3 separate regions of the Homo sapiens genome follow, and all the other regions are linked to region 3. Evidence: chromatin contacts called from ENCODE Hi-C or POLR2A ChIA-PET data. All regions are on one chromosome and are shown on one strand. The core of a region is the stretch at or near the end of the contact, and the rest is flanking DNA. Distances in the headings are between cores, read along the strand shown.

Region 1 (2,818 bases), core at 11-2,510, 930 kb after region 3:
CAGATTCTCTTAATGGTTTTTTGTTTTTTTTTTTTTTTTTGAGATGGAGTTTCGCTCTTGTTGCCCAGGCTGGAGTACAATGGCGCGATCTCAGCTCACTGCAACCTCCAACTCCTGGGTTCAAGCACTTCTCCTGCCTCAGCCTCCTGAGTAGCTGCAATTATGGGTGCCTGACACCACGCCCAGCTAATTTTTTTGTATTTTTAGTAAAGACGGGGTTTCGCCATGTTGGCCAGGCTGGTCCCGAACTCCTGGCCTTAGGTGATCCACCTGCCTCGGCCTCCCAAAGTGCTGGGATTACAGGCATGAGCCACCACGCCCGGCCTCTTAATCGTATCTTAAAGCATTTTAAAAATAACAAATGAAACTGAAAAAGATAAATCGAGGTATCTAAGCAGTTACACTGAACTCATTTCTGAAGCTCATGGACAAACTATGTAAAATCTCAAGAGACTGAAAACTATTTTCTATTCTCAAGATTCAAAGTAAAAACTTAGAATACAAAACTCTAAGAAAGAGAAGGCAGAATGGTGGCAGCTCCAGAGGGTGGGCAGAATCCTAATCTTACAACAGACCTGGGCAATTGCTGCTGTTAATTCTACCAGCAGAATGATGTAGGAGGGCTCCTTACAGCCTGGGCCCGCCTTATATTCTCTGCACAATCAGAGTGGAACCTGGGCACCTATTAGTCCCTTTCCATGCTATCTTCCTGTGAAGATTCTTATGAATAAGAAAACGTGACCTTTATCAAGGAATAATTTTATTCAAATTGTGTAAACTGGATATTTTCCACAGTTTCTTGTCAGGAGGTGGGCAGAGAAGTTAAATTTTATACCTACTTTAAAAAAAAAAAAAAGCCCCTCATGTAATGTTAGCAACTGACCAAATACTCCTTGGATTTCGTGTCTGGAGAGAAGGAACTAAGAAAACATACAGTTCTCTGAAATGTTTCCTGGATTCTTTCCTCTTTTTCCACAAAAATAGAACTACTCTTTTTCTTTTTTCTTTTTTCTCTTTTGATGGGGGATGAGGATTATACAGAAGATTTGGCAACCTAAATGAACATGAGAGAAAGCCAATAGTATAACTAAAGGAAGGGGATCGCCAAAACCATTCACTTAGGGGAATTTCAAACTTTGGTGCTAAAGCTTCCAAATAATCAGCATCACCATTCACCAAGGAGCAGAGGAGTTCGGTCTTGCTGACTGCCAGTTAAGGGCTCTGAAAAAAGACAGTCTCCTTGGCAGCCGTTCCAACCTGGCTCCTGCCCCCTGTGAACCAAGGAAAAGTGGAAATCTAATTCCATGTAGCCTGGAAGAAACCTTACAGGTCCAGGGCTGTGGAGAGGTCGGGTGAGGAACAGGAGTTCCCACCATGCCACTAGGGTTCTGGAAGCCCTGGGAAGCTGCCAGTGGCACTGCAGCACCAGGAACTGGTTCCTAGAGAACTGCCTCAAATCAGACACACATAAGGAAGTCAGGCAGTGATGGCGCTGCATGGGAATACAAGCAGAACAATCTCCTCAGAACTACTTCGAGGGTACTGTCTCTCAGCCATCTTCCAGGTTTTCCACAACCCACAAAGGTCTTTCAGGTGGGTATAATTTGGGGTTACTTGTTAAGATGGAGTTACAGCACAGCTTCATTGGCAAAGACAATGGGATCTCATATCTAGAAACAAAACTTTCTGGGTTTCACCATTTGCCCGTTATCCCCTGAGAAACATCAGCATCACCTGTTAACTTGCTTGGGAATGCAAATTCTCAGACCCAACCGAGACCTATGAATCTGAAACTCTGGAGGGGGGCGGCAGGGAGGAGGGCAGGAATTTGTGTCTTAGCCCCTCATTGTTAAGATTCTGATGCACACTAAAATTTGAGAACCATTGAGCATTCTAGAGCAACACAATTTCATGAAAAAATAGCTTTGGAAACAGCATCTGGATATTAGGCAAAAATATGTGCCTGAATAGAAGAAACACACTCCGTTCATAGTAGGGTTCTATTCCCCAATTTTTTAATTTAGTAGTTCTTTGTGAAAAATGTCCTCTCACATGCAGCATTTTAAAATGAGAAATCTGGGGCCTTCTCAACCAACTTCACACCCGCTTTCCAGGGCAGCTCAAAACAAATTACTGATAAATCAACATGGGGCACTCTGAATCATCAGTCCGTCTTTAGAACTCCCCACATGGTCAGCTGAGGCATTCCATTGAGAATGCATCATGTCTTGACTTCTCTCTCTGGCCAATCCTGCCGTCATTGCATTTCTTAATAAACCTCCTGCATGCTAAAAAAAAAATAAAAAATAAAATCAAATGAGCAATTTATTGCAAATAGCCAGTCCCAAAGAAATCCTTTTGCCTTTGTTGTTTCCCTCAAAATTGCACATTATTTAAGGGGCCTGTCTTTTACACATTTTTATTAGCACCTAGAGCAATACAAATCCTCCACAAACTCTAGCAAATATGTATTAATACAGTAATAAGTAATTCTAAGAGCAAGCACTCAAATTAGTAAGGTCTGGTTTCCTGTAGATTACTAAAGCAGGGAAGGAGTAAGGGGGAGAACTCAGAGAAAGCGTGCGCTGACTAAAAGACAGAAAGGAAGCAGAAAATTTATTCTGAGCAGATGCCAAGACTTTGCCACATGCTTACAGTAAGAGAAATGGAGAGCAGAGAAAATTATTTTTAAAACCTTCTTTCCTTGAGAACTAAGTTATCATAGCCCTGCTTTAAGATATTAGGTAAATACTTTTTCAATGCAAGACATAGGTGGACCCAGAATATTAGCAAGAAATGTGCCTTAAATTATTTAAAG
Region 2 (2,700 bases), core at 135-2,634, 900 kb after region 3:
AAGCCCTCTTTACATTTAGTGTTTTTAATATCTGCTCTTAAATTCTTAATTCATCCCAAAGTGCAAATGATTAATATTAAATTTCCTTTTTTCTTAAGAATGTTTATTTTAGCAAGAAAATAGTAACTTCCAGTACTTGTGGAACAACAGAACAAAGACCTTCCATACCTCATTTATATTGATCTTAATGTAGCGTGTCTATTACTAAAGACATTTTACAGAATAAAACCCCAAATAGTCTTAAAAAGATAATTTGATTTTCTTAAGGACCATTCTCCAAATTCTTCGGACCCCAAAGACCACACCACACTCTTCCTCTATCAGGCTGCTACAAGATGAAGGAATGATCAACTAATTTACAGAATTTTAGGCTTTACCTAGAGCAGTGGAGAATGCAGTTTTTAGAGTTTTAATATTTGCTCACCCTTCCCCATATAAAGCAGAGTCTCAAATATAAACCCAGATTTCCTGCCTGCAACTGTAAATTCAGTTTCTGGATATACATCACCAAGATAAACTGTTAGATACAAGCATCACCCAGATGTTTTGTAGTATTCATATTAATAATCCTATAAGCCTCTCTTTGGGGCAGAAAACAATGATCATTACTGATCCAATTTCCATTACTGGATGAAGACTCCCAACTACTAATACAGATACATGTGTCTATCCCTCCCTTTACAGCTAACATATAAGGGCTAAATGGAAATCCTAGTAGTACAGCATTTATCTATCATTTTGCAATAATCTGTGGGCAGATAACACAATAGCGACTCGTTCCTTTAATTCAATTTCATAATCAGAAGTGATATGCAAAATATAAGTACAGAAAAGCTATTTTCAGAAAATATGATCTGATTTTTCACAGTTTTTGAATAAGCAAGATAAACGTTATAATTTGGAGTATGGTAATGGCTTTGGGAATTGTGTTCTGAGAAGTAAAATAAAAAGGGATTTAGCATGTAGATTAATCATATGGCTTTTCCAAAGATTCAAAATTTTGAGAAAGCCATTTTTAACATATCTGAAAATCACTTAGAATTTTCAGTGCCATCCTAGCCTCTTCCTCTAATTTTGGTTCATAACCACATCTTATTTTGCTGGATTGCAATGGACTTTGAGGTTGCAATATGTTTTATCTGATGCTGATTCAATTTAGACAATAAAGGATTGAAGTTCTTGAAAGAAACATCTGGCCAACAAAACCTGATATGAGCAGAGAAACTATTAATCATTACTTTAGGTTATGGAAAATCCCACATTCAAATGAACCAAAAAGATTCTTGAAAATCTATCCCTCTACTCCCCATGAGGAAACAGTAGATTTTTCTAAAGCTCCCTGGGTGACAAATGCTGTCTGGTTACAACCATCTTAGCTAGAGCTAAGATGGTTTCAGAATCAAACTACAAATCATTTTGAAAGTTTCCTGTTTTGCAAACTCCGGATATAAGCTAAAGCGATTTTTCTATTCACTACCTAGACATCACCTGCTCATCAACAGATTTTAAAGCATCTTGCAGAGGCAAATTTCCAAAAAAGGTAGCCTAAGTACTTATCCACTATACCACCTCTTCAAAAGCAGCAGAGAATAAATACAAAGTTGTCTGATTAGTCAGTAAACAAAATGAATTCAAGCTGAGGTGCCTGAACACGGGCAAAGGAATGTTTTGTGCCACAGGCCCAAAAGAACAAAGCTCATTTTGTTGCACATTATCAGGTGTCATGGTTCATATCCTGGAGTGCCTTTAGAGACCCCAGGTGTGGCTGCTGCTCAGTGTTTCAGAAACATTCTTCTGTTTGGAAGGACATTGAAGAGCCGTAAATGCCACAACAGTTTCTCTACTTTCTAGGCCCTCTATGGTTTTGAAATTCATCCCATCTCCTTGGATTTATATTGATTGTGGGTATGGCTTAGTGGTGATGGGGGAAGGGGTCTAGTTCTCCAGGAGGAACTCAAAGGAAGGCAGTTGTATAGAACCACAGAAACATATAGAATTATAGAATAAAGTATTCTGAGCAGCTAATAAGACGACCATTTACTACTTTGCCACACAGAGGGAAAAGAAGGAAAACAGCTCCCAACAAGGAAAAAAAAAATAAGTACCCAATGGTCCTCTTCCCTCTTTTGAGCATGGCTGTTGTTTCGGGGTTTTTCCAAGCCTTGTTTTTTTTCATCAATTATTTTCTTTGATGCCTACTTCACTATGCATGGGAACAGAAAGCAAACTATTAGAAATTTTCACACTGCCAGAAGTTCAACAAATGAGTCTACAATTCCCAAGGCCCAGGGCCTAGAGAAATACCAGCTGAAATTAAAATAAGGAGAAAGAGAATCGATAAAGAGGTTAATTAGCTTATGTGGTACAGTCGAGGGAGGCAGAGCATTTTGCTGGGAAATAGCCAGGATGTCCCAATGGGGAGATGCAATCTTCTTAACCAAACGAGATGCCTGGGGAACTCTTTTCTCCAATACTTCATGAACACTAAAAAACAAAGCCACAGATACAAAGGACAGAGTGCTGGCCATGAAGAATCATGGGGAGCTACTTCATAAACACTTTAGGAAATACTGTTTTGCCCTCCAGCCAATTTCCTCTAAGCTTCAAGGTCAGAAAGAACTTTACAAAGGGTGACTAGCTGAGGAGTCATCCAATTTACTTCCTACTGACCCAAAAGAGAAGCCATTTATTACCACTGGC
Region 3 (2,700 bases), core at 111-2,610:
ATTTTGTGCACTGCTACTCGGTGGACTATTTCAGTTCCTGATCTTGTGGTGGGGTGGAGAAAAGGGGATTTCTTGGTGTTTCGAAATGTGACGGAGCAGCTCTGCAGAGTTCAATATGCTAATCGGCTACCCTGGGAACCAGGAAGACCACCCTACACGCCTCAGAGGGTCACAGCCGGAAAGCTCTTGAGTCCTATCTTCCCTACCTCGTCTCGTCCCTCTCCAAAAAAACACACACACAAAAAAACACCCTCAGTAAACACTGTAAAAACCTTTAATTTATAGCTCCCTTCTGGAACCGAGAGAGCAGCCTGGTGGGGTGGAGGCAGGAGGCTGGGGAGTAGGGACAGAAATGTTTGCTCTCGGTTTTGCCGGAACTTTGGCCACCCCTCCCGCCCGGCCCGATGGCGGATGGAGGTCAGCCAGGGGAAGGCGTCTGGGTGGAGGCCGCCCGGGCGAGGCCGGGGCCGCCGGGGCGGGGCGGAGCGCCGGCAGCTGGCTGGGCGGCCCTCGGGCAGGAGGCCCCGCGGGGGCGAGGGGCAGCCCAGGAGGGAGGTCCCGCGGGGGCGGGGAGCAGAGCCGGCCCCGGGGGCCCTGCAGGGCGGCCGCCGCCCGGCTGCCTCCGGGGCGGGGCGGCCCAGCTGCGGCCCCGCAGGGGGAGGGTCGCCCGTGCCTGACCTCGGGCGGCGGCACTCTGCCGGGCGGGCACTGCCTCCGCCCTGCCGGCTGCTGGGGTCGCGCACAGTGCACCGCGCGGCTGCCCTGCCCCCTCTTCCCCGCTGCGCGGCGTCCGAGCGGCCAGGGCGCCCCCGCGTCTGGCCCATCACCACAGAGCGGCGGGTGGGGCGGGGGCGGGGCGGTGGCCCCAGACAGCCGGCTGGGCGACTAGAGGAAGGAAGGAGGGAGGGCGGCGGTGAGGGTGGGGTGGGGAGGGAACATCCTGTCTGCGCCGGGTGCACCGCAGACAGCGCCGCGCGCCAGCTTCCCAGACGGCGCGCGGGGCCAGAAGCGCCGGGCGCGCGCCTGGGGGGAGGGGCACGCGCGCGAGACGACGGGGCCAGGGGGGCGCTCTGAGGAGCCACAATAGGCCAGACGGCACGCGCGTCCACGAGGGGGCCGGGAGCCGCGAAGTGGCGGCGGCGGCGACGACGCCGGCGGGCCCGCGCGCGCGGCGCCGCCGCTGGCTCCGTTCCCTTCCCCTCCCCCTCCCCGCCGCCCTCGCTCTCCCCCGGGCGGCCGGAGACGGCGGCGGCGTCTGCGGGAAGCTGTGTGTCTCCGCAGTGACGTGGGCGGGCCGAGGACTCGGTGACGTCAGAGGGCTGTGTGTAGCGATGTGTGTGGGGTTCGGAGCCGCGCCGGCACAGCCGAAGGGAGCGGGCGAGCGGCGACGGCGGCGGCGGCGGGCACAGGTGCGGCTCCGGCTTACGGCGGCGACGCGGCGGAGGCGGCGGGAGGCCAGAGGCGCTCACCCTCCTAGGAGCCCGACGGCGGCGACAGGGGCGGTGGGGAATTCACAAAGCTCGTCGAGCTTACCCGGGCACCGAGGCCCGAGTAGGGGGTTTGGATGCGCGGGTCCCGGGTGGGGTCGGGGCCAGAGGGGGTCGCTAGGCGGGTGTTCCACGGCTGATCACGCTTCGTTGGCCCCAGGCGGTGGGCGCCGGCAGGGCAGGGCGCTGTAGTTGACGGGAGCCGCGGGGACCCCGGAGACCCGGACGCCCGTCACCGCCCCCCTCCCCCAGTCCAGCAGCGCTCCGCGGGGATGCCCTGGTCTCGACCCGGTCCGTCAGCCCCCGGCGGCGCAGGGATCCGCGCCCGGCGCCTAAACTGCCCTGGTGTCCTCTTCGTTCTGGCCCGGGGCTGGCGCGGGGAGGTGCAGCATTAGGGGCGCTGAGGTGACACCCGAGAACTTCCCAGGGAGAGGGTGCGCGGGGGGGTGGATTTCCACAGTCCTTCCCGCGGCCCCCGCGGGGGGGCGGTGTTGGGAGGGCACTTGGGGTTATCCCAGGCTCGCCGGTGGGGGTGGGGGGACTCCTCCCTTTACTTCCCTCCACCCCCTTGCACACCCACCCCCAGGCTTCCCGTGTCCCTTGTTCTCCCTCTCTCCGGGTTAGAGATAGGTGGGTGGCTTTGAGTGGGCGGAGGACTTCAGGGTTTTAGGGGCTCCCCCATTCTAGGTCATGCCTCTTGCTCTCTTCCTTGGCCTGTGTTGAGTAAGGTGTGTTCCTGTGGTGGACGAAAGTCTGTACGATGGTTGGTGGCATTGGTCCTTAATCCTTTGGGTCTGTTTTAAGGTAAAGTGCTGAGAGTTTGGGAAGCAAAAATTTCTATTTATTGGATTTCTTTTGGCTTTTCTCTCAAGAAGGAAGTGGAAAAAGAGTCTTTTCTTTTTCCCTCTTCCTCCATTTGCATTCTTTGTGAGGTTTGTCTGCCTTGTGCTTTTTGTCCCGGATTAGTCTTGTTGAAGGATGGAGATTCCCAGGCGTGGAGTCTATAGCTTTTGGCTTCCATTAAGTAAAATCGCTAACCTTTTTTTAAGAGAAAGTTAATTTTTGCCTGCAGTCATTCCAGAAAAATAGTGTACACGGACTAGCTGAATTAATCCACTTAAAATTGTAACTTAGTTACATATGGTAGATATGTTAACTCCTATCTGATTTTTTTGGATGAAACTGTTGTTTTGTTTTTAAATAGGAGATGAAG

What was found. A loop is a pair of places that touch in the nucleus more often than their neighbours do. ChIA-PET counts read pairs that join two places held with the same protein, here RNA polymerase II (POLR2A). Pooled maps may share reads with other maps.
Region 1: a loop to region 3 is called in a pooled map, with 5 times the contacts of the local background. The contact joins the enhancer-like site here to the promoter of SKIL in region 3. A Hi-C loop is called at or near these places in 4 of 37 single-sample maps with no recorded cell type and 8 of 50 pooled maps.
Region 2: a pooled map shows a loop between it and region 3 (5-fold over the local background). The contact joins the enhancer-like site here to the promoter of SKIL in region 3. A Hi-C loop is called at or near these places in 5 of 37 single-sample maps with no recorded cell type and 9 of 50 pooled maps. POLR2A ChIA-PET finds 5 or more read pairs at or near these places in 2 of 52 experiments (Panc1 and T-cell).

What each region holds. Positions count from the first base shown.
Region 1 is chr3:171,282,319-171,285,136 of GRCh38, forward strand. The region is part of intron 2 of TNIK (TRAF2 and NCK interacting kinase); the gene reads right to left. Among named protein-coding and RNA genes, the nearest start is that of TNIK, 180 kb to the right of the region's middle. Within about 2 kb of position 1,261, at least 13 of the 41 ENCODE cell types and tissues checked have a DNase peak (open chromatin) inside an H3K27ac peak, as active enhancers do.
Region 2 is chr3:171,254,012-171,256,711 of GRCh38, forward strand. All of the region lies in intron 2 of TNIK (TRAF2 and NCK interacting kinase), which reads right to left. Among named protein-coding and RNA genes, the nearest start is that of MIR569, 150 kb to the left of the region's middle. RefSeq lists an enhancer at 1,777-1,826. Within about 2 kb of position 1,385, at least 6 of the 41 ENCODE cell types and tissues checked have a DNase peak (open chromatin) inside an H3K27ac peak, as active enhancers do.
Region 3 is chr3:170,356,355-170,359,054 of GRCh38, forward strand. SKIL (SKI like proto-oncogene) reads left to right here and starts at 1,361. Exons shown (of 7, transcript NM_005414.5): 1 at 1,361-1,409. RefSeq lists an enhancer at 1-33 and silencers at 314-1,213, 1,374-1,603, 1,654-1,783, 1,874-1,943.